Regions from separate parts of the Mus musculus genome. Here regions 1, 2, 3, 4, 5 and 7 are each linked to region 6. Evidence: chromatin loops called from intact Hi-C (ENCODE). Cell type or tissue: left cerebral cortex. All regions are shown on one strand. Region 1 has its middle 84 kb from the start of Tmem108. Region 2 has its middle 6.0 kb from the start of Gm33054. Region 3 overlaps Cdv3 (carnitine deficiency-associated gene expressed in ventricle 3). Region 4 overlaps Tmem108 (transmembrane protein 108). Region 5 has its middle 72 kb from the start of Tmem108. Region 6 overlaps Tmem108 (transmembrane protein 108). Region 7 overlaps Tmem108 (transmembrane protein 108).

Region 1 (4,000 bases), 87 kb after region 6:
TTCATCTTCAAATTCTGCCAATAACACAGACTACAGAATACACAAAGACTCCTATTCAGGCAGTGCAACAGAAACCTGGAGGCACATTAAAAACGACTCAGATATTTCCTCAATGATCGCTTGCTTGACGCCACCCAAAACGGGTCTTAGAAGAATCTTCCTGACGACTTCACTTCCTGGGAACTTTGCCATGTCTTCTGCTCTCGGCTCAGAGGAATTGGGCCAAGTTTGAAGAATATGTGCGTGAGAGACTGGGGGGGGGGGGAGTCATTTTTAGGTTGTTAGTAAGTTGTCTTTCCCCATTGCCAGCATATGAACTTGAAAGCTAGCTCTGCGTCCATCTGGTTTCACTCCTGGAGTCATCAGGATAGGTAGCCTCCGTTGCGTTCTATGAAGATTCTTCTCCTGTGAACTACAGGAGAATAATGGCCCACTATATATGCTAAGTAGGTTTCTCGCAAGCAATGAACGAATGGTTTTGCAGGTTTTAGTGATTTTCAGGGACCCCATTCATCATGGGTATGGCTGGGTCTTCTTTCAAATGCACAGTACCATAGAGTCTGCCTACCACCAATCACTTGGCTCTGAAAATCAGGCTCCAACTTTGACCTTTGGTTTCTCTTTGGCACCTTTGGTTGGTGTTTGGAAGACAAAAACTAAGGACAAAAATCATTCAAGAATTCCATGAACTGAGCTATCCCTGGTAAAATCATGTCCTGTGAAATTGTTTAAGGCAGCATTTGGGAGCAAGGACTCTGGAACCAGACTATCTGGTATCTAAGTCCTGTCTTTACCATTTAGCAATGTGAGGCACAGTAAGTTATTTAGCATCCTTCCAGTTTAATTTCCCCATCAGTAAAATTGGACTAATAACAGGGCTTCCGAGATTGCTCGGTTAAATGAATTAATGTCTATAATAAACCTCAAAGCATACTGAACACATTCATTCATTCTCTCTCTCTCTCTCTCTCTCTCTCTCTCTCTCTCTCTCTCTCTCTCTCTGTCTCTCTCTCTCTCTCTCTGTGGTTTTTCGAGACAGGGTTTCTCTGTATATCTCTGGCTGTCCTGGAACTCACTTTGTAGACCAGACTGGCCTCAAATTCAGAAATCCACCTGCCTCTGCCTCCCAAGTACTGGGATCAAAGGCATCGCCACCACCGCCCAGCTATACTGAACACATTCTCATGTGACACATAGGAAGGATTACATCAAGTGAGGTGTCATTCTACCTTCTTACGACCTCCTCTTCCATCACTTGCGATATCCCATTGATGTTCTTTCCAAAGGCCTCTCAGACAACATGTGCCCTTCATTTGTCTCCCAGCCATGAGCTTTGGTCTGGAAGTTTGTCATTTCTTGCCTGATGCCTGTAACTTCCTTCTCGGTGATGTTCCCAAACCTCTTGTTCCCATTAACCAACTACCCCAGGCATCATTAGGCAATCTAATGGCATGATTTCCATTCTTCTAATGACTTCCCATCAAGGAGAGGTGAGAGCCAAACCCATGGCTTATGATGCTCCTGTTATGTTCTCCCAGGCTTATCGCCAGCAAGGTACCTCCTGTTACCGTGTGCTATTGCCTAGCTACCTCTTAACATGATATTTCCTATCAGCACTCAGGGTCCTGTTTACTTTCTTCAAGCTCCATCATCCCTTCTGTGGTGAAACATCCCCTGACTCCTCCTGGGAAATTTACTCACTTCTTCTTCTCTCTCTAAGCTATGGTTGCTTCAGAGTCCTGCAATGAAGCCGCTTATCCCATTGCGCTGTCATCTCTCATTCTATGAGCTGCTTTGAAGTCAAGCTATAACCTTCTCACCAGATTCACTTATTTGGTCACAGTAGGTGATGTTTCTGGGCCCTCAGTGTTGATGCTGGTGCCTAATTCAGAGCAGATATCTGCGAAGTGATTATTAAGTAAATAAATTAATAAGGGCATTGTTATGTGCGGTCTAAACCTACCACTTTTATCGTGTCCTAGGGGAAAAAGCACAGCAGCAGGTATAAGGGGCATGCCACTGAGCCAGAAGGCTCGACGTCAATCATTGGAACCCACAGTTAGGAGAAATGTGACTCGTACAAGATGTCCTCTGACTTCACATGTACGTGGTGGCACCACCTACCCCACCCTCCCACTCCCCTACTCCCATATGCTCCCAAAAATCATTGTTAATTGGAAGCAATGCCCTTCAAATGGAGTGTGGAACCCAGCTGGCTCAGGACCAGCATTTGGAGACCCAACACTCATCACAGGAGTCCTTCACACTAACCTAGGACCAGGACTTAGAACCCACAGGCTGATGACTTGGTCTGACCCAGAGTCATATTTCCCAAGGGGCTGCCATTTCTCTGCGCATCTACATCAGTAACTTGCCTCGTCTAGGTTGATGAACAGCCAGGCTTGTGCCTGTATCACCACAGCGAATGAACAGTTGCCATAGTAATTCTTTTTCTAGGGATGTATTTGCACAGGACTTGGAATTCGAGTTGAAAATAGAATCAGTCACTTATAAATAAAGAGTAATCACTATGGCCTCTTCTAGTCTAGCTGAATCAAGGAGGGCTTTCCTGGTGAGCAGACTGTAATTAGCAGATGAGATGGCGACTATAAATCCACTCTAGGTCTAAGGAAGTTATCAGATACCTGGTGGGGCCACGGGCCTTCAGAGGTGACTTGACTTTATGCCCTGGGAGGTTGAATATGTTTACCTTTTTTTTTTCCAGTTCATACAACTGGCAGCTCAATTTGACATCCTTCCTGGAAAGCCCAAGAAGCCTGCAGAGAACTGGACTTCAAACAAACTAGTAAAGTTCCAGGGTGGTCCTGGGGAACATCTTGCTTCCAGAATTGCCCCTCAGTGGATGTGGTGTCCTTTGGAGAAAGACAGCTCCCCAATGAGAGAAATGGACAGGCATCTTCAGATGTCTTTTCTGGGGACATTGAATCCCATTCCTGTGGGGAGGAACCATCCTGACCCAATCACCCCTTGAAGACTCAATCTCTTTGCACTGTAGCATGGCCCATTACAGTTCATCATACTTACTATGGAGAACATGCATTCAAACCACAGCACACAGAAACTGCACGCGTGCCTCCTGCATGGTCGGCTGCCATGGTTGATGCCAACAAATGCAGAGCTTGAGTACAGAGTTTGGAGCTGAACAGATCAGAGGCCAAACTGTCCCTGCACTATTTATTACTGGGTTCGCATCTCTAAATTTCTTAACAATAGCTTTCTCACACTTAAAGATATTTCAATGTCTTTAAAAAAGGAGGGGGGGGCAGGAGAGATGGCTCAGCGGTTAAGAGCACTGGTTGCTCCTCTAGAGATCCTGTGTTCAATTCTCAGCAACCACATAGTGGCTCACAACTTCTTATAACGGGATCCAAGGCCTTCTTTTGGTGTGCAGGTGTATGTGAAGATGGAGCACTCATGCGCATAAAATATCTAAATAAATCTTTAAAAAAAGTTTCAATGTTACAACCCAGAAGCTTCTCTGAATTAAAGTAGGTAATGTGTCCAGTCATAACTGGTAACTATGAAGCATTACTCAATGACAGACTAATAATTTCCCCAGGTAATACTGGTTTTTATAGAATTATTAAGACAAATATATAACACCATTTGAAACGGAATATATTGAAATAATATATTTGAACATAGCTCTATGCTTTCGGACCTAATATAGCATGTCACTCACAGAGGTGATTTTTAAAACAACCACACAATCTTTATAACATTATGTCTTAATACCTGAACCAAAGCACAAAATAGCTTTGCTTTTGTCTTATTATTTTTAGATACATCTTAGAAACACACACACACACGCATTCACACATACATACATACATACACACACACATTTACACATACACACACACATTCACACACACACACATTCACACATACATACACACACACACACACACACACATTCACACATACATACACACACACACACACACACACACACACACACACACACACACACACACCT
Region 2 (4,000 bases), 240 kb after region 6:
AGGGAGGGACTGGAGGAGAGAAGGGAGGGGGCTGGATTCGTTATGTAAAGTGAATAAAATATAAATTATTAGGAAAAAAGAAGATAGATATGTACCACATACTCATTATCCATCCATCCATGGGTGGACATCTAGGCAGGGTCCTTTCCCCTGCAGCTGTGAATACAGCAGAAGTCAATATGGGTGTGCACTGCTTGGGTCTGCTGTCTTTGAGGATACTGTTCAAAAACACTATAATGACATCTAATACCTTGTGTGCTGGCTTTTTAATTAAGTAATTAGAAAATTAAGGTAGACATGATTTGAGGAAGATGCCTGCCATCACCTGAGGCCCCTGGCCTCTACATGAACCTACACACACATGCTCACACACTGAGAGAGAAAATGAAGGAAAAAAGATTCTTGAATTGACCATTCCAACACCTAACACACTTAAAAACAAAATCTACCAATGCCATAATAATAATTACTCCACTTTTATAACCATGAATAGATCCTATCTAAAGGACAATCCTCTTATTGTGAAGCTCTTGAAGTTGAGCTCAACCATTTTAACACACACACACACACATAACCTGTACAGGGATTTAGAGTGTACATTAGTCTGTTGTCGCATGTGAGCCAACACTTCCAGCGTCTCAAGGACTTGTTTACCCTGGGGCAGGGAGGAGTAGCTGGTTAAACCTGGCTCCTTACCTGTTTCCTGGCATGTGGGTACTGAGCGTGGTAAGAAACTGAGAGTATATTCATTTCAGTAGCAGAACAAGAGGCAGAGGCTGGGCTAGGAGAGAGAATTGCCCTGAACTGGAAGAGCGAAGGGACATTCAGCAGTGAGAAAGAGATCATTATGTCCTGCATCCTAGGACTGTGTGCGTTCCAGAAAAAAAGAGCCATATTGTTTATTGAACAAATATCTCAGATGAGCAGTATGTTTCAGATAGGACCACGGGCAAAGACATTTACGGTCCTATTCTTAACACCACCAGTGGCAGCTTCTTTAAAGCATGGCCCTCTTTACGTCCAGATATTTGCTCAGACCAATGTGACAGAGCCTGGGGCAGCCTCACTCTGATGAGGAGCAGACGTGCGGTATTTACAATGCTCTCACCCCATTTCCTCCCACTGCAATAGCTTTGGCTTTCTCTTGTACACGCTGAAGTCCTAAACTGCCCTTCTCCACCCAGTCATGCAAGGAAAAAAAAATCCAAGCACAGAAAGCTTTTGCTGGGTTTATACATTTGTTGACGATCTGCGGGGATGTGGGGAGGCAGGGAGTATTATACAGTGGTACCTCGCAGTTTGTCCTTCTCTTTTTGAGGCAGGGATGTTGTACAGTGTTACCCTGTGGCTTTAAAGTGGTTCCCGTGGCTTTTCCTTTACTGTTGTCTTCAGTCATCTCCCCAGGACATTGAGGACAGGCAAGAATTTGCGAAGATGTTCCCAAGACTCATACAGGTTTAATATATACACCTCCTCTCTTTCCTTTCCCTCTCCCCATCTGCCTTTAGACAAGGTCTCCTGTAGTTCTATACTCACCTCTAGGGTGTGAATTATAGGTGGGTGCCACTTCACCCAGTTCTGGGGGTACAGAAGATCAAGTATGCTAAGCAAGCACTCTACCAACTGAGTCCCAGCCCCAAATGAGCCCTTTCTCGGGTGTATCTATAACCGGAACTAGGCTTTATATTCATATCTTTTATATTGTGGATACTGAGAATACGATATTCTGCCAAGGTGGGCCTTATGAACGGCTCCCCAAAAGAGTCAGTTATCCTTATTTTTGACTTAATGGTTCCTTCAGTCAGAAGGAGTTTGTTGTTGTTTTGGTTTGGTTTTTGGGGGGGGGTTGTTTTCATTTCAGTTGCATGAGCTCCACTCATAACTATTTTGATTTAGTAAACTTGATGTATGTTGAAAAACCCCAAAGTTTTATCCAGTTCCATGAGTAACTCTGGTAGCCATCCAGGCTTGAGAAGTGGTCCTCTCTCCATGTCAGGAACCGGCAAGCTCACCCCACGAGCTTAACCCAGCCAGCCACTTGTGGCTGCCCATAAAGCTTCACTGGAATATCACCATGCTTCACTCTTGTGTATCTGCTAGGGCCAGTTTTGAGACATAATAGCAAAGCCAAATAAGTATGGCAGAGACCATACGGCCCTCAGGGTCATAGCTGGTTCCTTTATAAAGAAACAGGTGGAACCCTGCTTTTGCCTGTTTCATAACTAATTGCAGAGTCGTGTTATTATTTCTAATGGAAACTACGTACAACATTAGTGACTGGATCCTTTACTGTCACCTTCACATTAGAAAGATGATCTTTTCTAAAGTACAGGATTTACCAGCCAAGTTGATTTTTTTCCTAAGTTGTGCTGCCACCTGCTGGTAGAAGTGTAAAATCACAGATATATGAACATCCTCTATAGTAATCAATTAGAGTCTTATGCACTTCCTCACTTGATGGAAACAAGAAGACTAAAGTCATTAAACAGTTTTTCTAATATTTTTCTCTTCAAAGACTCAATTGTAGCATTTCCAGTCTATGGGGCACTTATTCCAAGGTGCTACAAATATTCACAATGGCATGCCCGTTTTTAATGTTCAAGTGCAACGCTATTGAAGACATAACATATCAGACTCATTCCTATCTCAAGCTGACGAAAGGAAAGAATACTCAGACATAGAAATGCTTACCAAAGGTAACTGTACACACATTGGAAATAAGAAGGCGGGCGGCAGAAATGAAACCATTGGTTTTCAACCTTGACTACCACTACCGATTAAATCTCCATGAAGCTTTTAAGAGCCAGTTCCTTGGAGGTTGTGATCTAACGGGTCTGAGATGAAGCCTGGACATCAGTTTTCTGTTTTGCCAAGTTCTCTAGGCGATTTTAATGAGCAGCAAGGCTGAGTCCTATTCCCCGGCAGTGTCCTGATAGGACCTACTCCAGCCATCGTGGCTCCCTGTTCTCATGCTGCAGATTTTGTGAGCTCTGTGATGATGTCTGAGGACCAGATCCCTACTAAGATTCAAGGTGATACAGTGGGTGCTGTCTGGGACCATGCTACTAAAGTCAGGAAGGAATTAGGTCATTCCTGCCCATGCTTTTTATGCAAACTCAGTGGTGCTGAGATTTTTAAGTAGGTGGAAGTTAATTAAACATGAAGACTTGAAGGGTCCAGTCTCACAACTCAATACATGTCCATTTCTAACAAGAACCCAAGTAATTCATTCATTATTTCTTTCTTCTTTCCTATCTTTCTTTTTCCTCTCCCCTCTGGCTCCATTTCCATCCTCTCCCCTCTCCCTCCTCTTTGTGTGTGTGTGTGTGTGTGTGTGTGTGTGAGAGAGAGAGAGAGAGAGAGAGAGAGAGAGAGAGAGAGAGAGAGAGAGAGTGTCTTACAATCTACTCAGGCAGGCCTAGAACTATTGGCAATCCTCCTGCCTCAGCCTCATCCCTCAGTGATGGAACATTTTTTTGTCCTAAACCACAACACCCAGCTGTCCCAAGTAATTTAAAACTTCAGACTCCGAGAACCAGCCAGTGTCATTTTCTCTGAGACGTTTTGAAGATCAGTATCACTATTTGTTAATTTGACATGTTACTCAAATCAAGTAGAAGCATTTTTTTTTCTTCCTTGGGAGTGAGAAAGAATTTTTCCAAAAGTTAGTGGCTGAAAGGAAGAGCAACTTCATTCCATCCCTGAGTTCGTGGTTTGCCTGGTGGCTCTGCTCACTGTGGGGTGTACTAAAGTCACTCGGTACCCAGATAATAAATGGGCTGCTCAAAACAGGCAAGATGACCTTATCACAGGTGGATTGGGAAAGGGTGGCTGGAAGTCTGGGCTGGGCTGTGGCTGCCACCTGCACATGAACTCACCAGAGTGAGACTGTTCATAGGCTTCCAGAGAGTTCCAGGACACTCTAAATGGAGCAGGCGCTCTCTCGGGGACTCACCTTAGAAACTGTCACAATGTCACTTCTGCTACAGTTTCTTGGTCA
Region 3 (4,000 bases), 400 kb before region 6:
ATCCAAAAAAGGTGAAAAAGATTCCCACCTACATGGCATTTACACCTGCATACACTGAAGCAGTTGCTTTCAGTTATTCATTCACTCTTTGAATCTATTCACTCACCAACACAGTAAATCACAACTGTTCATCTGTATATATGGTAAGAACACTTGCTGTAAAAGTAAAAAGAGCAGAGTTCAAACCCCTGGCCCCCACATGAAAGCCAGGCATGTCAACACTGCAGGGCAGAGACAAGTAGATCCTAACAGTTTATTAACAACTTCCTGACTCTAAAAAAGTTAAAATAAAGAATTTTATATCCTGTTAGAAAACCAGTTCAATTTAAATGTTCTCCATAATTTAACAAAATCAAATTTTATACTGAAAAAACTTGAAGGCCACCCCTCTACCTTCAGAAAGTGTTACTTTTACCCACTAAAATTCAAGTCAATATGTCCAGAAATTACCACTCAAGGGCATAATTTAACTTCAGAGCAGGGACCACATCCAGATAAAAGAAAGGAACCTGTAAACTCCCTCTCCAGATTTATAGATCAGACTTGGAGATACAAAACAAGAACATTTTCTACTTTTTCTTTTAAGTTTTGAGATAGGGTCTCACTAAATTGCTCAGAGTAACCTTAAACTCACTCTAACCCAAGCGCACCTGATTTTTCTTATTCTCCCCACCTCAGCTTCTCAACAGCTGACAGTTAAGGCTTTCACCACCAAGTATTTTCTAAAATTACTCATAAGCTTATATACTGCTCTTGTAGAGGATACAAATTCAGTCCCTAGAACACAGCTCCCAACTACCTGTAACTCCAGTTTCAAGGGAACTGATGCGCTCTCTTCTGGCCTCGACAGGCACCTGCATGCACATACATGTACATATACATCCCAGACATACATATGTAATTAAATCTTTAAAAAAGGAAAAACAAAGCAAAACAAAACACTAAAGCCACACCAAAAAGGGAGATAACTTCTAAGTTCCCTACTATAAAAAACAATGTTTAATTTGGTAAATTCACAAGTGAGAACACCTAGGGATATGAATGCCTGGGTGGTACAGACACTAACCATACATTAAAATATACTACCTGGCTTTTCAATAAGTTACCTCAGATCATATATAATCTAGATTTTAAAAGATTAATTTAGAGTTAAGAAAGTTATTTCCTCAACAACTGTCCCATATGGTCACTGGAATTCTCTACAAATTGCAAGCTTCAAACCAAAGACAATTTCCAATCATTTTGCTTGTGTAAGATGAGTAAAGGATTTTAAGGCAATAGAGCCCTACTCACTTTTGAACTTCAAAAACCTTACCTTAAATACTTACCCTTTCTACTTAAAAAAAAAATCTTTCCAAACATGTTACTTTTAAAACCAGATCTAAAATGAACTACCACAGATTGAACGTGACAATGTAGGTTCTCTTAAATCAACCAATCCAACTGTGAAAATGACTGTTTTCCTGAACTTTGAAAACCAGTCACCTCAGAGCCCGAAATGGCAGGTAGCACAGGCCTGCAATTCCAGCAGCTCAAGTTCAGTCCGGAATACACAGCTAAGAACTGTGCAAACGAGGGCTAGGGTAAGCTACTTTTGGGGATAGGTTCAGAAGAGCCTCTATTAACGTTCAATTTTTTGACTGGGGTAGTGGGTATTCAAGGTGGCTTCATGGTCAATGCAAATTCGTGTATGTTGGAAGTATCCTACACTGCAATTACCAGAGAGAACTAGAAAACAATTTTACTAAGTAAGTAAAAGAAAAAACTAAGTTCCTGCACAGCTTGGTGGTACATTTGGGTGGACACTTTAGAATTAAGAGTTCAAGGTGACATGTCGCTCAGCGGTCTTCCACAGATCAGGGTCCAGCTCACAGAACCCACACTAACAGCTGTAATTCCAATTCCAGAAGACAGTACAGACATGTATTACACAGGCAACTCGCTTCAAATATTTTTTTTTGGAAAAAAAAAAAAAAAACAAGCCCCTTCTTCTCCTGAGTCACACAGTAAGTTCTCAGGGCAGCGAGTGAACTACAGGAGCCCTACTAGGGGTAGGGAAGACCACCTAAATTCAAACACGAAGTGTTAAAAATTTTTAAATGACAAAAATCCATTTTAGTCAAGCCAAAAATCCACATAGCTGCAAATAGGGAAACCACAGGATTTTAGAGTTGGCAACTAATTTAATGACACAGAGGGCATTTAAAAAAAAAAAAAAGTAAACGCGTGCACTACTTAACAAGGTTACCTAATCCCACGTGTAATCACATCCTACCTTATTTGCATTGCCTGAACTCTTAATCCGCTGTAATCAACCTCTCTTTGCTCAAATTCTTTCCACTCATTTTCATCCTATGGAAGAAACAACACCTGATTAGTTTTTGGTAAGCCCACTTCAGACTAAAAGGCATCAAGGGCCAACGGGATTCCCCAAACTGGTAAAGGTACCCGCGAAACATCGAATTAATTAATTAGAGATCTTGGTAAACAGATTCCAGACTCGGAAAAATTCCATCAGTGGTCGCCAGGATTCTTGAGTCGGTCTAAGAATCGGCGGCAGTCAACACCGAGAACCAGAGAGTCTAACTCTCCAGGCCCACGTGGTGGGAAGAGAGAATTTACCCCGGCCTCTAACCTCTCCGCACACGTACACAGGAGTGCGCGCACACAAATAAGCAAATAAATGTGATCTTTAAAAAAAACAAAAAACAACAACAACAACAACAACAAAAAAAAAACAAAATTGCAGACAGTGACACAGACCTTTAATCCCAGTACTCCAGAGACAGAGGCCGGAGGCTCTTTGTGAACTGGAGGCCAACCAGAGCTACACCGTGAGACCTTGTCTCAAAAATTGGGGCTAGTGGCCGGACGGTAAAGTTTAGCCCGTTCCTGCAAGATCCGGAGACGTGCCTAATTCCCAAACGCCCTCTCTGCCGCCGCTTTTACTTAAACCCAAGCCCAGGGCGAGCTGAGCGGCGGAGAGAAGGCGACAGAAATTCCACAACTCAATTCCCAGCCCTGCGTGGCCGTGGTTGGGAGAGTAAGCCACGCTGGCCCGGGCGGCACAGAGGAGCCTCGGAACACCTTAAGAACATGAAATCCGGCCCCAGCGGGGCTCAAGCGGGACCACGAGGACTCGGGCACACGTCACCCGGGGACCGGCCCAACCCCCGTGGCCCAGAGGGCGCGGCGCGCAGAGGGCCGCGGACGGGGGCGGCCAGACGAGCCCCGGGGGCCGAGGACCGCGAGCCCGCCCGCCCGCCGGGCCGACGTGCGAAGCCCGAGTCACGTGGCCTCCCGGGCCGGCGGGGGCGGGCACATGCGGCCGGCCGCCGGCCTCCCGACCCTCACCTTCGTTATGGCCTTGCCGGCGGGGCCCGCGCTCCCGCCGTCTCCGGACCTCGAGCTCCCGCCGTCTCCGGACCTAGCACCAGAGCCCGAGCTCCCGCCGTCGCCCGACCTGGAGCCGGAGCCCAAGCTCCCGCCGTCGCCCGACCTGGCACCGGAGCCCAGGCTCCCGCCATCGCCCGGCCTGGAGCCCGCCGCCGCGCTGCTCCCGCCCGCGCCGCTCGCCGCGTTGGCCGCGCGACTGCTCCGTTCCTTCTTCTTCTTCTTGTCCCTCTTGGCGAAGAAGTTGTCCAGGCTCCGCTCCTCGGTCTCGGCCATGGCCGCGGTCCGGATGGGTGGGGCCGGCGGAGGGCGCGGCGCTCGCGGCTCCGAGCTCTGGGTCAAGGCCGGCTGTGCGCTCAGGCTGCAGGGTGCGGCGTCGCCTCAGCCCCGCGGGGTCGCCGAGGCGCGGGCGGCAGGGCGGCCGGCTCCCCCCGTGCTCTGGTGGTACGTTCCTCGCTGGGAACCGCGAGCGTGGAGCAGGGTCGCGCCCGCCCCGCTGCCTGAGGGACAAGGAAGGCGCGCACCGGCGAGCGCTCGGCTAACGACGGCGCGTGCGGGAGGAAGACGCGCGGGCCTGAGGAGGGGGAGAGGGGACGGGGAGGGGAGG
Region 4 (4,000 bases), 130 kb before region 6:
GTGCTCTGATGCCTGGGTTAGAAACAAATCATTCAGGGGTTATTTAGACTAATGGTTTCCCAAGCTAGCTGTCCATCAAGACTGATGTCAGTCAGTCAGCCAGTCTCTCTGTGTCTGTCTCTCTGTGTGTCTGTCTCTGTCGCTCTGCATGTGTGTGTGTATGTGCATGTTTGTGTATGTTGGAGAGATTCAACCTTGGGTTGTGGTTCCTCCGGATCAGCCATCCTTGTTTCTGGAGACAGGTTACCTCACTGGACTGGAGCGTGCCAAGAGTAGAGCAGGCTGGCTGGCCAGCAGGTCCCTGGGTCCCTCTACCACCCTAGTGCTAAGATTACAAGCACATTCCATCATACCCAGCTATTTCATGTGGGTTCCAGGGATCTAACGCAGGTCCTCGTTACTTGAACAGCCAGCACTTTAGTGAGTTACCTCCCCAGTCCCAGAATCTATTTTAAAAATAGACTCCTCGTCCTCCAGGAACTCTAACACCCGGGTTCTGGGGTAGGACAACTGGAAATGACTCTCAGGATTAAGATTCGGGCTTAACAGTGAGAACTGAACCTAGGACAGAGGAAAAGAGGCTCCCCCAAATACCAAAGGGACCTCCCCAGGGACGACTGTGCCCCTGGGAAAAAGAGTGGGATTCCTGCCTCGGCTTCACACACTACTCAGGCACGGCTAGGCCAGAGCCACTCTTCCTCTCTCCTGCAAGTGGCAGTTTTATGAGAGGAGGCGGGACAATAAATGAAAAGCACATTTGCAAGTCACATTCACCACACAGAGGGAGTGACTCAGTGTTTCTTAAATATTTAGATCCGCCATCTCTCCCACAGTCCCAGTCTGAAGCAGCACATGCGCAGTGTTGAGGCACTTTCTCGTCCTCCTCTGACTCCGATTAACCCCTCTCTCAGTGTTCCCTCGCCATGCTTCACCAGGTGCTTGGAATGAGGACGACTCAAAGGGAGGCTCAGGGAAGGAAGGGTGTGTGGGGATCTGCAAAGACTAGAGCCGGACAAGGAACAGAAGCTACTGGCATCAGTTGCTGTAAAGGTGGGGTAGTCGTTCTTTCCATGACCTGCACCACGAGGGATCTTAGTTGAGTTTAGCTGGGGTTACAGCAAGGGCTACCCCTCGGAGTGCAGGGAAGACCCTTTCCTCGTCATGGACTATAGCCACCTGCAAGGAGAGAGGCTGGTGGAAGGTGACGGTGTGTATGGAAGGTGGCAGAGGTCGGTCTCATAAAACTGGCGCCTTGTGATATAACAGTGCTGCACTGGACCAAGTGAAATGGCGCCTTGACTCCCAGAGGACTGACAGTTTATCAGGGGGAGAGAGTATCTTATCAAAAGTCACTCGATAGCTAGACACTCAAGCTGTAGCCAGAGCACTCCAGAGGTGGAGACGGGAGGGTTAGGATGAGTCTTAGAGGTGGGGGAGCATAAGCTAAGGCTTTGGGCATTCAAACGGATTTCTGACAGGTGTATATGGAAGGATGTAAAAACCCAGAGGTAGGACAACGACGGTGACAAGGACGAAGATGCTGCTGCTGAGGCAGGTGTGTGATGTGTAAGTTTTGCACGTTCTATCACTGGCAGAAAAAAAAATTCCCACTACAGTACAATTTAGGACATAGTACATCTTCCTCTCCAGCTTCTGAGACAGAACTGCCCTTATCTGCTGGGGAAGGGTGGGATACAGGCTCAAGAGGTAAAGGCACATACAGAAGTAGCCAGTAGTTTAAAGATGGCTGCTGAGCCTCAAAATTCAATCTCCCCAAACCAATGCATCAAAAGAAATGCTTGCAAACCAGGAGATAGCTGGTGAGCCATTCACTATCCAATAGATTCTAAGAGCCTAACTCAACCACAGGACTCAGCATTGTCTCCATCCATGAAGAAACAGCATTAGATGTCAGCCACTAGGTGGTGCCAAATCCTAGTTCAGACCTGCATGGATATGGATACCTCTCTGCTGGTTCCTTCCCCAGACTGCTAATAGGTAGACCAGTTCTCTCTCCTTAAGCTACTACCATTTCAATAATGTAATGATATGGCTTATACCCGTGGCTTTTAAGATACAGTCCTTATACCACTGACATAAGGAAACTTACTAGAAATGCATATTATCAGGTTCTACTTAGAGCCAGAATCAGAAAATTCAGAGTGGGCTCCCAGCAATCAGCTTCAAGCCCTTCAAGATGTATAATAAACTGAAGTAGAGAACCCCCTGCTTTATTCACAATTGTCTCTGCCTTAGGATTATGGTACGGTAAGAGTTTTAATATATAATTGTGACCTTGGACAAGTCATTTACATCTCCACTTTGGAACAGATAGACCAGCTTCCAATGCTCACTCCAGCTGCAGCCTACTGTAATCCAGCAGTTCTCTAGTGGGCTAGTGCAGGCATTCAAGGATCTTGCTGGAAGCATCTAGCAAAGGGAATCTGTTTTCCAGTGGATGATTTAGAAATGTCACCTGTCTCCACGGTTCAACTTCCCGGGCTAGTGATGTTACTGCTCTTTGAGAAATTCCCAAGTATAAGGTAGAACTTAACAACACAGGGTTTGTGGCAGGTCAACCAACATGTGGTCGTCAGGCTGGACTACAAATGCATCTTTATCCACTGAACCATCTCCCAGCATCGAATTTACATTCGAAACACAGGCTGCTGGAACTGATCCAAATAGGTAAATCTGAGAACAACTACTTACAAAGAAACCTTCCTTTCAGAACCTGAAAGATTAACAGGGACAGTCAACATGGAGAGATAAGTCAAACATATTACCCATCTCTGCTGTGCAAGTCAGTGTCTAACATGGGATCGATAAGCTGGACAAAACAAACAATGGCCACAACTAATTACACCCAAGTCAGACTGGGCATGTGCCAGGAAGTTAGAAAACAAGTCATCTATTTGCCACAGCTGTCTGTCCTTAATCCACGGATACACACTGACATCTAGACACAGGCTTTTAAATCAAAATGTACATGGTAGGCAGTTTTTGTCTCTCCCTCCAACTGGGGGATATCTAATGCTCAGAATACTGGAACATAGTGGGTGTTTGGTGCCTGTTTGAATACATGCATGGGTGACTTGCTGTAAGACTGATGCAGGGGGCTGTCCAGTAAAAATTTCTGAGGTCATAGAAATATTACAGAAGTTGTATTGACCAAGACAGTAGCTACAAGTCACAGGCAGCTACTGACCACTTAAACCAGAAGCTAGTTTAACCAAGGATACAAGCTCCAAATTTTAAGTAGTTTCACTTTAAACACACTCTGATTCCTTACCACAATGAATCTAGTTGCACGGCTCCAGAAATGAGTTTGAAATTAAAGAAGAGATTTTATCTTTTATTTGGGGACCAGGTGGCATTGAATCCATAGACAGCATGGCTGGTGGGAGGAAGAGTCAGGTGACTGATGGGCATTTGGCCAGGGACAATAACCATTTTATTAGCCAAGAGCAAAGAAGAGCTCAGAACTTCCCTGGGCTGCACATGCGCCTCCCTTGCCTGAGCATACACTCAGGCTGTGACGGTCATCTAATCATTTTCATTTATTCAAGCATTTTCCAATCTGTTTCTGTATTTCTTTTGGAGGGGGCATCATACCAAAAACGGATCCTATGGGGTAGGTAACGCCCTGAGGTTCCTTGCTTGCTATGAAAGGCAAGAAGTCTTAAAGACAAGAAGGCTATACTGCAAAATGAGAGGATGAAATGGGAGCCGAAAGAAAGAAAGAAAGAAGTACATGTTTGTTTCTCCTCAAACAAGAGGATGCTGCTTGTCATGAAGGCTAAATATTATGCACTGCTTGGACATCTACAGGGCCTAAGTGCAGCTCCTTTCCTGTCTCTGCACCATGGGTAAGGCCTGATGGTCAAGCAGCTTGCTTACTAACAGGAACAGGCACACAGTTCCTCTATTACCAGTGGGGATATTTCCTCAGGCATCATGGGAGCCAGGGGCATCCTAGCCTCTTAGCATCTGGGAGCAC
Region 5 (4,000 bases), 75 kb after region 6:
GTGTGTGTGCGTGTGTGTGTGTGTGTGTGTGTGTGTGTGTGTGTGTGTGCCATGCACATGTCTGGTGCCCACGGAGCCTAGAAGATCATTTCATATTCCTCTATAATTGAGTTCCAGATGGTTGTAAGCCACCATGTGGGTGCTGGGAACAGAATATAGGAGTATATGGTAGCCAACTTAAACTCTCAACTAGACTAGGGCATGAGTTGCCAGAACATTCTAAGTGTGTCCCATGGGGGTGAGCTTAGGTGAGTTCTTCATCTGAACCAACAAACTAAGTAGAACAGATTGTCCACACAATCTGGGTGGGCCTCCTTCAAGGCTCTTCGGCGTAACTGAATTTATTCGAAAATAACAGAAAATTGTATATGGGGGTTTGCAATCTGAGACGAGCTCACCATAGACCATATTCCTCCAAGCTGAGTCTTTTTAATACCAAGAAACTCATATAAACTGCTTTGAAAATCAAAGGTCGAAGGGGTTGATACAGGAGTTGGTGCAAGCTTACTGCTAGAAGGGCCCTGACTAAGCACTCCATGCAGTTTATTTTGATGGACAGTTGTGAGCAGGTTTTTTGTGATGAGTCCTTAAGTCTTATTTAAGTCTTTTGTAAGTGAAATCTTTGTCGTGGTATATGCTGAGTCTACTCTCTTATAGACTGACAGAGGCAGATGGCAACAAAAGTTGGAAAGGGAGACTTAGAATTCACTCTCAACTTGAACGCTTTCAAGCTGAGACACTGGCCTTCTGAATTTGGACCAACACTTACGCCATTGGTTGCTGTGGTCCTTAGACCTTCAGACTTGAAGCTGACTATGGCTTGAGAGACTGCGCGACTTCTCAGCCCCCACAGTCACATGAGATGATTACTTATGCTACGTTTCATGTGTGTGTCAGCTTGGCCTCGTTTCTCTGAAGGACCCAGAATATACAGCTCATTCTTCTTGTGTTTATTATGCAAGTGATAGAACTCAGTCTCATGACGGTGAAGGGCCAGGTTCAAGTTCACAGAGAAAGCAGCTGATCTTGGATTTACTGGATCTCTGTGGCGTGTGAGATTATGCTCTTAATTGTGAGTTTGATGTACAGTTCTAACTGTCACCAGCTTTGCTCTGGTCTCCTGTGAGGGCAGTGGGTGGGCAATTGTAGCTTGGTAGGAACAGCAAACAACAAAGTCTTTAAATGGTCTTAGGCTCAACATTATATAAGAATATAAGCTAGGTCTGATTTTTTTATTGGTTATTTCATTTACATTTCAAATGTTGTCCTCCTTCCTGGTCTCTGCTCTGCAAACCCTCCATCCCATCCCCCACTCTGCCTCTAAGAGGGTGCCCCCACCCCACCACCACCCACCCATTCCCACCTCACTGCACTAGCATTCTCCTAAACTGGGGCATGGAGCCTCCATAGGACCAAGGGCTTCCCCTCCCATTGATGCCAGATAAGGCAGTCCTCTGCTACTTATGTAGCTGGAGCCATGGAGCCATCCATGTATACTCTTTTGTTGGTGGTTTAGTCCCTGGGAGCTCTGGAGCGCCCAGTTGGTTGATATTGCTGTTCTTCGATAGGTCTGATTTTTAAAAAGCAAACTAACTAATACTGATGTGGATTAAGCATTTTGTTATAGGAATTTGGACTCAAGCCATTGTGCTGTCTTGTGGGGACTGTATGGAAGGTTTGATGCCCCTGTCTCTGAAGTGGCTGCAGATTAGTGGGGCTGATGATGGGGAAGAAGAGCTAGATGTGAAGCAAGAACAAGAAGAGAAATCTAGACTCTACATTCTTCCCTTACTGCTTCCAGCTTTGATGACATATGATGATGCCAAAAAAAAAATTCTTGTTCCTTCAGCTGCGCTGCAGCACATACTCTGGGCTTGGGCAATGGAGGCAGTGAAAGATGAGATCTGGTGAGTAGGAAAAGTGCGGCGGTGGCTGTGGCCTCTGGCCAGCAAGGTGAGGCCAGCAAGTTCATGTTGATGTGCTTGGGCTGAGGTAAGGTCCAGTGACCTCTGCTCACCTTGCTCTCTCATTTCTGCTCTCCACCTCTCAAGCAAAGTTCTCCTTGGCTAACCCTCCTCCAGAGCCACCCAGGAAAGGGAGCATAAAGGATACAATTCTGTATTAGTTAAAAGCAACTCGAGGAGAACACAGGTGGGGTTGGATAGCCATAGTCCTCTGCGTAGCACACAGCCACACTGCCAAATTGCCTATCTGCTCAGAATGCCTCCATCTCTTGTCTTCTGCTAAGAGACAGTGCATCCAACTGACCACGTGAATGAAATAGGTGGCCCCTGGCTACATTAATGACTTTTATGTTATTGTAGAGCACTGTGCCTAAGGTCAACTTAAGGAAGAGACTTTGTGGCTCATGGTTTCAGAGGAATAAGAGACCACCACACCAGGGAGACATATCAGCAAGCAGCATGACATGGCACTGGGAGAAGGGAGCTAAGAGCTTGATCACATCACCAACAGCAACCATAATGTGTGTGTGTGTGTGTGTGTGTGTGTGTGTGTGTGTGTGTGTGTACACATATGGAGAGAGAGAGAGAGAGAGAGAGAGAGAGAGAGAGAGAGAGAGAGAGAGAGAAGTTGGGTGAAGCTGTATAATCTCAAAGCCCACTCCTAATAATGTAATTCCTTAAGCCAGACTGTTAGTCCTAAACCTCTCTAAACAGTATCACCATTTAGGAACCAAATCTTTGATTATCTGAGGAATGGGGCACAGCTCTCAATCAAACCACTACACCTATCTTGATAGACCTTAACCTGGTCTTGATAGTTTTAAGACTCAAGGTATTAAATCTGTAACCATGTGTCACTGTTCGAAGCAGGTTTGACATGAACTAAGACATCTAAATTACATAGGAATTTTAAAGACAATGGTGACTGCTGATTCTGCCCACATATTTGGAGAATTAACTGTCTAAATCTCCACAAAAGCCACTGAAAACCACCTGCAAACTGTACTCCACTGTTTGCTCAAAGTTTGCTTATATTCCACATAAAAACTTTCTACGTGAAAGTTGCAAGAAAGTGTACATACAGAAACGTTCCCTCTGGTTTCAACCAGGAGCTCTTACACAATATTGAAAAACTATAAGCAATAAAGTGATGCACATATGTTTTTATTTCTTCAAAGGTTCATGTGGCAAATATAGACTATGAGGCAATCATTAGACTGGTTGTCTGTAAGTCTGGTCATTTGTAAAAAAAAAAAAAAAAAAAAAAAAGTTCCTGGTGGAGACTGAAGCAGGTAGATGGATTTCAGAAACACTCTAGAAAATTAATTATTAAGTTTGGTGATGAATTAGGGATGAGGTGGGGGAATAAAACCTTTCTAAGAATGATTTGATGGTCCCTGGCTCATATGAAGAGATGGATAGAAACTGGCTGCTTTATGGGAAAGATCACAGGGCAGTCATAGATACTCAAGATGTTAAACTAAATGGGTTTCAGAGCTCCAAATAGAGATGTCAGTTAAGGAGCTGAATATTTTAGTCCTAGACCTTAGAAGGAAATTTTGTGTTAGATATAAGTTTAGAGGTTAAGCATGTGTAAGTGGCAATCAAAGCAATAAAAGAAAAGACATTCTAATTTTTTTTTTACCTTTTATTCATTTCTTTTATTTGGATATTTTCTTTATTTACATTTCAAATGTTATCTCCTTTCCTGGTTTCCCCTCCAGAAACCCCCTATCCTATCCTCCCTCCCCCTGCTTCTTTGAGGATGCTCACCCACCCACCCACCCACTGCCACCTCTCTGCCCTGGCATTCCCCTACACTGGGGCATACAGCCTTCCCAGGGCCCAAGGCCTATCCTCCCATTGATGTCCAACAAGGCCATCCTCTGCTACATATGCAGCTGGAGTCATGGGTCCCTCTTGACAAATACAGAGGCAGATGCTCTTAGCCAACCATTGGACTGAGCATGGGGTCCCCAATGGAGGAATTAGAGAAAGAACTGAAGGAGCAGAAGGGGTTTGCAACGCATAGGAAG
Region 6 (4,000 bases):
GGATTCCCAAATCAGTGAGCTTCAGGCTCAGTGAGAGACTCTGTCTCAAAACCTAAGATGAAAAGAGAGAGAGGAAAACACCCAACATTCACCTCTGACCCCCACACTCATCCACATGCCCAGGCCCAGCTTTGTAGACACACAAAGACACACACACAAAGACACACACACACACACACACACACACACACAGGCCAAGATGTGAAGTTATAGAGACAAATTACCTAACACTTACTTTCTTACCCATACAGACTTGGGGAGTCCATGGACTCACTTTAAGAACCTCACATTGTATTCTAGGATTAAAAAATCCTTACAGGAAATGGTATTGCAGAAAAGAGGAAGGAAGGAAGGAAGGAAGGAAGGAAGGAAGGAAGGAGCAAAGACATACAGTAAGGAGTTCAGCATAGGGTCAGCCAGACCAAAAAAAAAAAAAAAACAAAAAACAAAAAACAAAAAACAAAAAACAAAAAACAAAACGAAAAGGCTAAAAAGAAAAGCCCATGCTACTCATACCGTGACTTTGATTCCATACCACTGAGTATCTCAGAGAAACTTCCTGGCCCAGCCCTGTGTACACAACACATGGTTAGGTTGTATCCTAACCATGGGGGAATGGAGGCAATGTGGGGGAAGGGAGGCAGTGCAGGAGAAGGAAACCGAAGCTCTCTTCCCAAGCTGAGGTCCTCATCCTCCCGAGAGCTTTTCACCATTAAGTCATTCAGTTAAAAGGTGGGAAAGTTAAATTTACCCCCCCCCTGGGGGGGTGTTCTTCTCCCTCTGACGCATAGGACTCTAATCGAAGTACCACAGTTTCCACAGAAGAAAACTTCACAGGGCGAACACACCACTGACAGGAATGTATGTTGTCTGGATGCTTCAGAAATACCTTATGGGAAATCACCCAGCCGAAGCACCTCAGACTTCCAAAGATATTTATGTGACACTCACTTGACAAACCCAGTAAACATGAAAAAAAAATAATAACAGCCAGGAAGACAGATTGATTTATGGCCACAATGAGGCAGTGTCAATGATTTGTGACGATCGCTGTCTTGTCCCAATGGGATTTTAGAATTTGTTACTGATAGAAAACATACACACAAAACATCTTATCAGTTCAGTTGAAGAGACAGGAATCGGCTCACAGGAGGCTGAGCTACAGTGCAACGGCTGTGCAAAGAGCAGGTACTGAGTGTGGATCCCAGAGGCGGCCAGCCTGTTCTATAGCTTATAGCTTGGGCAGGATCAGAGCTAAGACCTTCCCCTACACTGTGACATCTCCATTGCTGGCTAAAACACCTCCTTCCCTCCAGTTTAGTATATCCAAAACCCACATAAGAGAGCACTTTGTAACAAAGAACAAAATAGTTACTTCAAAACTGGAAGATGTATGAACAAACTCTGGCTAAAAGTTTTTTTTGTGTGTGTGTGTGTTTTTAAGTCCGAGTTTTGAGTGGTTACCATGGATTTGACTGCTATTGTTAGCTACGACAGTCTACAAACACGTGTTAGAAAATTTCAAGTTTCAAAAGAAACTGATTTAAAATGATCTGACCTACCTTCTGTGGACAATCGTGGGATGTAACGACTTAACATTATTTTCACAAGCACTCCAGCTCCCATGGCTACCCTCAGGATATGTACTGCTGACTATAGACTGGGTTTAAAATCACGTGCACCCCCCCTCATGGTGTCATCCTCGTGCGGAGACTAGGTGTGCATGCAAATAATAGAAATGAAGTCTTGGGATGAACAGCAAATCACAACCTCAACATTAGGTCTGCGTAACCCCTGCTCTTAAACCTTGTACTATGAAGCTTCTCAATGTACACCCACCCAATCTCTGCTCAGAAAACACACACACACACACAAACACACACTCACACACACATACACACACACCACAACACACATACACACACACACCACACACACACACCACACACACACACACACACCACACACACACACACACACACACACTCACACACACACACCACACACACACACACACCCACACACACCACCCCACACACACACACCACACTCACACACACACTCACTCACTTGCCACATGAGGGGGGAGGGGAGGGAGAGGGGGAGGGGAAGAGGGAGAAGGAGGAGAGGAAGAGGGGAAGGGAGAGGGAGAGGGAAAGGGAGTGGGGAGAGGGAGAGAGAGAAAGAAAAGAAATCCTCACCCCACTCTATTCCTATATTATATAAAAAGTTACATGCTTAGAACATCATCATCATCACCATCACCATCGTCGTCGTCGTCGTCAGGATTGTCACTTTTACCTGGGCGATAACAGCCTATCAAAACCCACACCAAATCCACACTGCTGCTGATAGTTCCATAGCCAGCCTCTTCAGGAATTCCCAGAGGCAAGAGTGCCATCTACTGGCAGGGAGGGTACAACTTGTTTGACGGAAACCTGTAGGTGGCAGGAGATAAGGACTGGAAAGACAGGCATCCGTATTTTTGTCTTAGTGGGGCTCTTCTTTTCCACAGTGCATCACAGGTATAACTGACACGGCCTGAGACCCATACGCTCTGCAGGAGCCTCTGTCACATGAGCATGGTCCTCTGAAGGCCAGCCAGGCTAGCCGATAACGAGAAGCTCTGCCTGGACAACATCACTCCATCAAGCAGCAGAGCCTGGCTGAATTCAGTCATCCCTGGCTCTCCTTTCCACCAACACATGAGCTTACCCAGAACCCCACCTGTGGCGGTGTAAGCCAGCTTTATCTTATAGTGCACACCCTACGGAATTCTCCCAGGCACCGGCCATCGTGAAGGCTCTTATATTTATACAACGTGACACAGATCCTCCTCAAAGGGCATGGCTGCTTAGACACGCAGGTCTGACTATAATCTCTCTCCTTAGTCCGTGACTAAGAGGACAGAAACAACAGAGAGAATTCTGTGGCCGTCTTGAAAGCAGAAGTGAGGGGCTTTTGTTGAATCAGAGGATAAAGCCCACGTCTGACAAGTCAAAGAGGTCCACTGCATACCTCACATTGAACTATGCCTGCTGATTTTTCTGTTGGTCGTTTAGACCTTAAGCAGAGTTTTTTTTTTTTTCAGCCTCTTTGAAACAGCTGAACCCGATTCTACCAGCTAAAGCACACGTCAATGCCTTCTGTGTATCTTATATGAAGATTACATGCAAAATGACATCTCTTCTCTAAAAGCAGAAAATGTGTGCTTTTCTCAAACCATGCCACCACCTCCTTCGTCCTCAACATTCCTCTCCCATCCCCAGTGCATATCAGCTTCCATATTTAAGTTGTCCCCACTAATTTGCTGTGTTTCCGTCTGTCAGATAAGAACCTTTATTGCGCTTTAGTGGGGTCAGCTGTGGTGTTCCCACTGTGCCTCACAGCAGATTCCGTTCTACGCTCATCTCAGGAAACCACCATAAGTTTACTCCGTGCTGTGCTGCTGAGAGTCCCGAGTTTGATTCCTGTAGTCTAACAAATGGAAGGGGTGCCTTCTCAAAACAACAGAACAAAAACAACAAAATGTTTGCTTTTCTTTTTTTAAACTTGCCCAATGAATTGAAATTTTCAGCAAGTAAAATGAATATTGTGTAATTCAATAAATTAAATTGAGTATTTTGCTGGCACAAGGTATGCTTGTTTTAGATGCCTAAGAAAAAAGCAACTTCACACGAGGGAAGAAGGGGCCTTACAGTAGGATCAGAATGTCCCCAGAGAGTCGGGCAGAGACTGAGTCACCTTAAGTTCTGAATGGGTGACACGGAAACTCTGGCAATTGGCTGAACCAGTTTTTACAAAGCCAGGTGCATCAGATTAGTTAACCCGCGGAAAACTCATGGGATCTTTCAAGTTTCACGTCTTTTAGACGCCTCGCATGTCATTGCTACTGTGTTTGGGGACACTCCCCAAGAACCTGCCTTTTAAGCACCATTTTAAACTCTTGGACACACCCTCCCTCTTCTAAAGGATTCTAGGGAGATTTCCTCCCCCCACA
Region 7 (4,000 bases), 260 kb before region 6:
GAGGAATGAGTGGGGGGCTCCCTCTGTCCATAGTTCTAGAACAGCCCTGAGAGTTAAGCAAGCTCTCGTGGGTTTCCCAGTAACGAATCTTCTGTGACTTATCAGATGAGAGATAGATAGATAGAAGGATCACTGGTATGAAGCCGGAACCCTGCGTACTCTGTTCACTCGACAGGACTCCGTGGGCTCTGAGAAGTGATCAAAGCCCCACAGGTTCCCCCAGAAGATCCAACCTTTCCAAATACCTGCTGCATTGCCAACTGCCGGGCCAGAATCCACACGGGATGAGTGGCAGCCACCCCTCCTCTCTGCTGTCTCTTGAGCCCCTTCCCTGCGGCAAACCCTGATTGAAGACCCTCCATGCACTGGCTCTGATTTTCAAAGGTCTAGGGGGCAAGCATTGCAAGTGTGTGGAGATACGCTGCCGAAACCCTGCTGCCCCTTCAGATTTACCACCATCCCTGACACCTGCCCCAGGACGGACTACCGCAGGGCCGACAGAGCATGCACAGTCTCTTGGGATCCCTCTACAGCTCAAGGCTTCCACCAACCCAGCAGAAACACGCAGACGTTGTTCCACCTCCTTTATCTCCCATCTCCTTCTGTGTCTCAGGGCCTGCATGGCTGCGTAGGGCTTGCCTCGCTCACTCCAGCTCTCCCTGGGTGGTATTTTATAGTACAGCTGCCTGGCATGCCTGATTCCATCTTGGCATCTGCCCTTTGAAGGACCTGAACTCACACAGCAGACGTCTCTCTCATCCCAGAGAAGAGGAAGCGGAGGACCGCTGGCGAAGTTCACAGTCAAGGGCGGCCAGGGCTGGGTTGTGGGCAGGCGTGTTTGATTCCACAAGCTGGTTTTAGCACTTCAGGGCACTCCATAAAGGATTAAACTGACAGAAGACAGGGACTGGGTAGTTTTCAGCTCTTATGTCCTGGTTATAAGGCCACAACTAAGAGGGTTTAGTGCCCAGCTCCTCACCTTAGCATGTGGGGGTTAGAAGTCTAGCAGGGGGATACTACCTTACAGTCCAGAGATAGCTATAGTTTAGCTTGAGTGGGTCATGGCCAGAGTGACAATTTAAGGAGAGTCCTGCCTTCTCCCCACCACCTCCTCCCATTGGTCCATAATTCCAAAGAGACTACCCACCTAACTACACTTCCTTTTGCGACAATCTTTTTCTGCTTCATAGTAAGAACCAGTCTAACCCAGGTTTTCTTTCTTTTTTTTTTCCTGAATAATCACATCATTTATTTCTTTTTCTTTTTTTAAAATTACGTATTTTCCTCATTTACATTTCCAATGCTATCCCAAAAGTCCCCCATACCCTCCCACCCACCCACCCCCACTTTTTGGCCCTGGCGTTCCCCTGTACTGGGGCATATAAAGTTTGCAAGTCCAATGGGCCTCTCTTTCCAGTGATGGCCGACTAGGCCATCTTTTGATACATATGCAGCTAGAGTCAAGAGCTCCGGGGTACTGGTTAGTTCATAATGTTGTTCCACCTATAGGGTTGCAGATCCCTTTAGCTCCTTGGATACTTTCTCTAGCTCCTCCATTGGGGGCCCTGTGATCCATCCAATAGCTGACTGTGAGCATCCACTTCTGTGTTTGCTAGGCCCCGGCATAGTCTCACAAGAGACAGCTATATCTGGGTCCTTTCAGCAAAATCTTGCTAGTGTATGCAATTAACCCAGGTTTTCTTATGTGGTAATTAAAAAGCCATGTAAGTCCTACACACACACACACACATACACACACTCTGCATATACAGGCACATGTTTATGCTTGTATTCATGGTTAACATTCACTGGACAATGAGCAGAGCTAAGAATTATGGGTCCTAAAACACCCCTTGGAATATTGAATTAATGGTCCAGAGCCTGGAGAAAACCTTGCTCTGGGGCGAGTATCAAGGCCAGGGAGTGGCTCTCCTCTGTCCTATCAGGCTGAACTTGCACTGGTGATGCAGCACATCTGTCTCTGCTCTGGTTTCCTTATCTAACCCTCCCTAAAGCTCCATCTTCTCCCAGATGAGGCTGGGAGAAAACACCCCACAGTGTGAGACAGGCCAAGGGAGCTCAGCAGAGCCTCCACATGGTTCTGTGAAAACCCAGAGCACACACTGGTGAGTAATGACCACTGGCAGGCCCGAGGCTTAAGAGGAGGCAGCAGGACCTGTGCATCCTGATGGTGGCAGCAGAGACCAGCGCAGCAGCCACATGGCTCCTGGCCCTCGCTCCTAGTGGCCTGGAGCCAGTCAATTTTAGTTCTCTTCTGAAGCAGAGTTGGCAGCAAGTATCTGGCAGGGCTCAGGAGACTAACCACTCCTCAGCCCTTGTACACTGATGCCCTTCCAGCTATTGGGAGGGTTTGTGACGTGGAAGGCAGGTGAGCTGCTGACCCTCCATTGCTGTGCAGGCTTTGAGTTCAATATACTCCTCTCTCCCTCATTAGAACCAGGGGAATCATGAGCTGGAGAAAGCATAGCACGGGGCAAGCCTCTGCTGCTCTCTGAAACCTGGCTTCTCTCCCAGCCCCTTCGCCAGCGGTGATAAATTCTACACCTGCACTTTGGTACCAGTCTGTCTGCCTGGCAGAGGATGGAGAGTCTGCTGTAAGGTCTGCAGAGGTGCTCTGGGGTACACAGACAGCAGGGAAGGTTGAAACATGAGCCTTCGGACCTGGGAGAGCCCAGCTGGTCTGGTCATTAGATGGAGCAGGACTATGGAAACAGTCCAAACAACACCTAGGGTCCCGAGACCAGACTGATCTAAATACTGATTTAAGTATTTCCTGTATATTTAAGTATAATGGCCAAGGATGACCCATAGGGGCTATGTCTGTGACCAAGGACACAGATTTGATGTGGGGGTAGTCAGGACCCAGGTAGAAACATAAAGGAAGTGGACTCTGTTGTCCCCTTGGGCTATAAAAGGCCAGTGTGGACACAATTAGATCTTTAGAGAGAGTGTACTACCCCTGCCCCCCAGCACCTGAAGGCTCCTCTTACAGCTTCGACTTGTCCTTGGGGAGTAGTTCTAGGCTGTGTCTGCCCTGCCTTGACTGACGTCAGTTTTCTAACTCAACGGTGCGGGTGATGACCAGAGTCTCCTGACACCTCGGTACTGTGTGTCTATTTATGTGTTTATTTTCTTTAGCAAGTGTAGGAACAGAATGATAAGACAATCCTGGGATCCCAACTATAATCGAGGGCGTCCCAACTATAATCGAGGGCGACACGCATGGGAGATTAGAAAGCAGCTACTTCTCACGTGTGACTGTTAATAATTTGCTTACTAATACGTGCTAAGTTTTTTCAATCTCCTTCCTATTTCAGAAGCAGGGATCACAGCCTATGGTCCACTATGCACAGCTGAGATGGATGTACCTAGGAGAGGCACAGCCCCAGGGGGTTTGTCTCTGGATTGCTCCTTGATGTTGCGGTTCTTTCTGAATCTAGCAAGGTGTGAGTGGGTGTGGGGAGACCCTCTCTACCTATAGAGTCTGCTGTCATTGCTTCTTGAGAGACAGCCCACTCTACTGAGTAAGTTTCCTGCACATAAATATGAAGATGAACTTTTGTAAAATATCATTTAAATGGATTAATGATTTCATAGAATTCCTGATTTGATTTAAATAGTTTTAGGAAGTTACGGTAGTTGATAGAATGTTTAAGGAGATGGTTTAAGGTTAAGTTATGGCAGAGAGATATAATAAAGTTAGAATTAAGAATAGAACCTGCCTTCTCCTTGTAGAGTAGTGAGGGCTGCATAAGTTAGACAAGGAACACAGCAAGCTTTCCTGTGTCACAAGCATGTAGTGGTACTTGGAAGAGAAAAATAGGCTTGGGACAAGCTAATGATCAAAGAAAACATTCATTCTAGCCTGGCTCTGAGCTCCTGGATCTTGTGATCTAGGGATGCGGCCATAGGTTTTGTTTGCACCATGAAAAGACAGGGTTATGAGAAAGAGTAAATAAGTCTATTATGAGCATAAGAA

Evidence for each region. Hi-C counts contacts between places; a loop is a spot of excess contacts. Peaks named below come from ENCODE experiments on the same cell type or tissue, not always from the same donor. Only the 100,000 strongest peaks of a DNase experiment are listed, where the experiment ranks them.
Region 1: a loop joins it to region 6, with 2.1 times the contacts of the local background. A loop is called at or near these places in 3 of 42 quality-filtered maps.
Region 2: a loop joins it to region 6, with 7 times the contacts of the local background. A loop is called at or near these places in 27 of 42 quality-filtered maps.
Region 3: a loop joins it to region 6, with 1.9 times the contacts of the local background. A loop is called at or near these places in 2 of 42 quality-filtered maps.
Region 4: it touches region 6 in a loop (7-fold over the local background); 38 of 42 quality-filtered maps call a loop at or near these places.
Region 5: it touches region 6 in a loop (3-fold over the local background); 3 of 42 quality-filtered maps call a loop at or near these places.
Region 7: a loop joins it to region 6, with 7 times the contacts of the local background. A loop is called at or near these places in 39 of 42 quality-filtered maps.

What each region holds. Positions count from the first base shown.
Region 1 is chr9:103,843,872-103,847,871 of GRCm38, forward strand. No RefSeq gene overlaps it. Among named protein-coding and RNA genes, the nearest start is that of Tmem108, 84 kb to the left of the region's middle. In left cerebral cortex, no CTCF peak of the experiment used is centred here; DNase peaks (open chromatin) are centred at 124 and 2,391.
Region 2 is chr9:103,994,341-103,998,340 of GRCm38, forward strand. No RefSeq gene overlaps it. Among named protein-coding and RNA genes, the nearest start is that of Gm33054, 6.0 kb to the right of the region's middle. In left cerebral cortex, a CTCF peak has its summit at 2,379 (motif pointing left); a DNase peak (open chromatin) is centred at 2,369.
Region 3 is chr9:103,361,700-103,365,699 of GRCm38, forward strand. It overlaps Cdv3 (carnitine deficiency-associated gene expressed in ventricle 3), which reads right to left. Exons shown (of 5, transcript NM_175565.3): 1 at 3,355-4,000; 2 at 2,276-2,352. The coding sequence starts at 3,669. Among named protein-coding and RNA genes, the nearest start is that of Cdv3, 2.1 kb to the right of the region's middle. In left cerebral cortex, a CTCF peak has its summit at 2,495; DNase peaks (open chromatin) are centred at 2,568 and 3,151; H3K4me3 peaks cover 1,956 bases; H3K27ac peaks cover 1,190 bases.
Region 4 is chr9:103,622,925-103,626,924 of GRCm38, forward strand. The region is part of intron 2 of Tmem108 (transmembrane protein 108); the gene reads right to left. Among named protein-coding and RNA genes, the nearest start is that of Gm32682, 52 kb to the left of the region's middle. In left cerebral cortex, a CTCF peak has its summit at 1,903 (motif pointing right); DNase peaks (open chromatin) are centred at 790 and 1,922.
Region 5 is chr9:103,831,502-103,835,501 of GRCm38, forward strand. No RefSeq gene overlaps it. Among named protein-coding and RNA genes, the nearest start is that of Tmem108, 72 kb to the left of the region's middle. In left cerebral cortex, no CTCF peak of the experiment used is centred here; a DNase peak (open chromatin) is centred at 1,907.
Region 6 is chr9:103,756,742-103,760,741 of GRCm38, forward strand. The region is part of intron 1 of Tmem108 (transmembrane protein 108); the gene reads right to left. Among named protein-coding and RNA genes, the nearest start is that of Tmem108, 3.1 kb to the right of the region's middle. In left cerebral cortex, a CTCF peak has its summit at 2,412 (motif pointing left); DNase peaks (open chromatin) are centred at 1,650, 2,408, 2,919, 3,394 and 1 more place; H3K4me3 peaks cover 1,557 bases; H3K27ac peaks cover 510 bases.
Region 7 is chr9:103,492,351-103,496,350 of GRCm38, forward strand. All of the region lies in intron 4 of Tmem108 (transmembrane protein 108), which reads right to left. Gm16252 (a long non-coding RNA gene) reads left to right here. Exons shown (of 7, transcript XR_003948081.1): 4 at 176-3,545. Among named protein-coding and RNA genes, the nearest start is that of Bfsp2, 14 kb to the left of the region's middle. In left cerebral cortex, a CTCF peak has its summit at 2,191; a DNase peak (open chromatin) is centred at 2,217.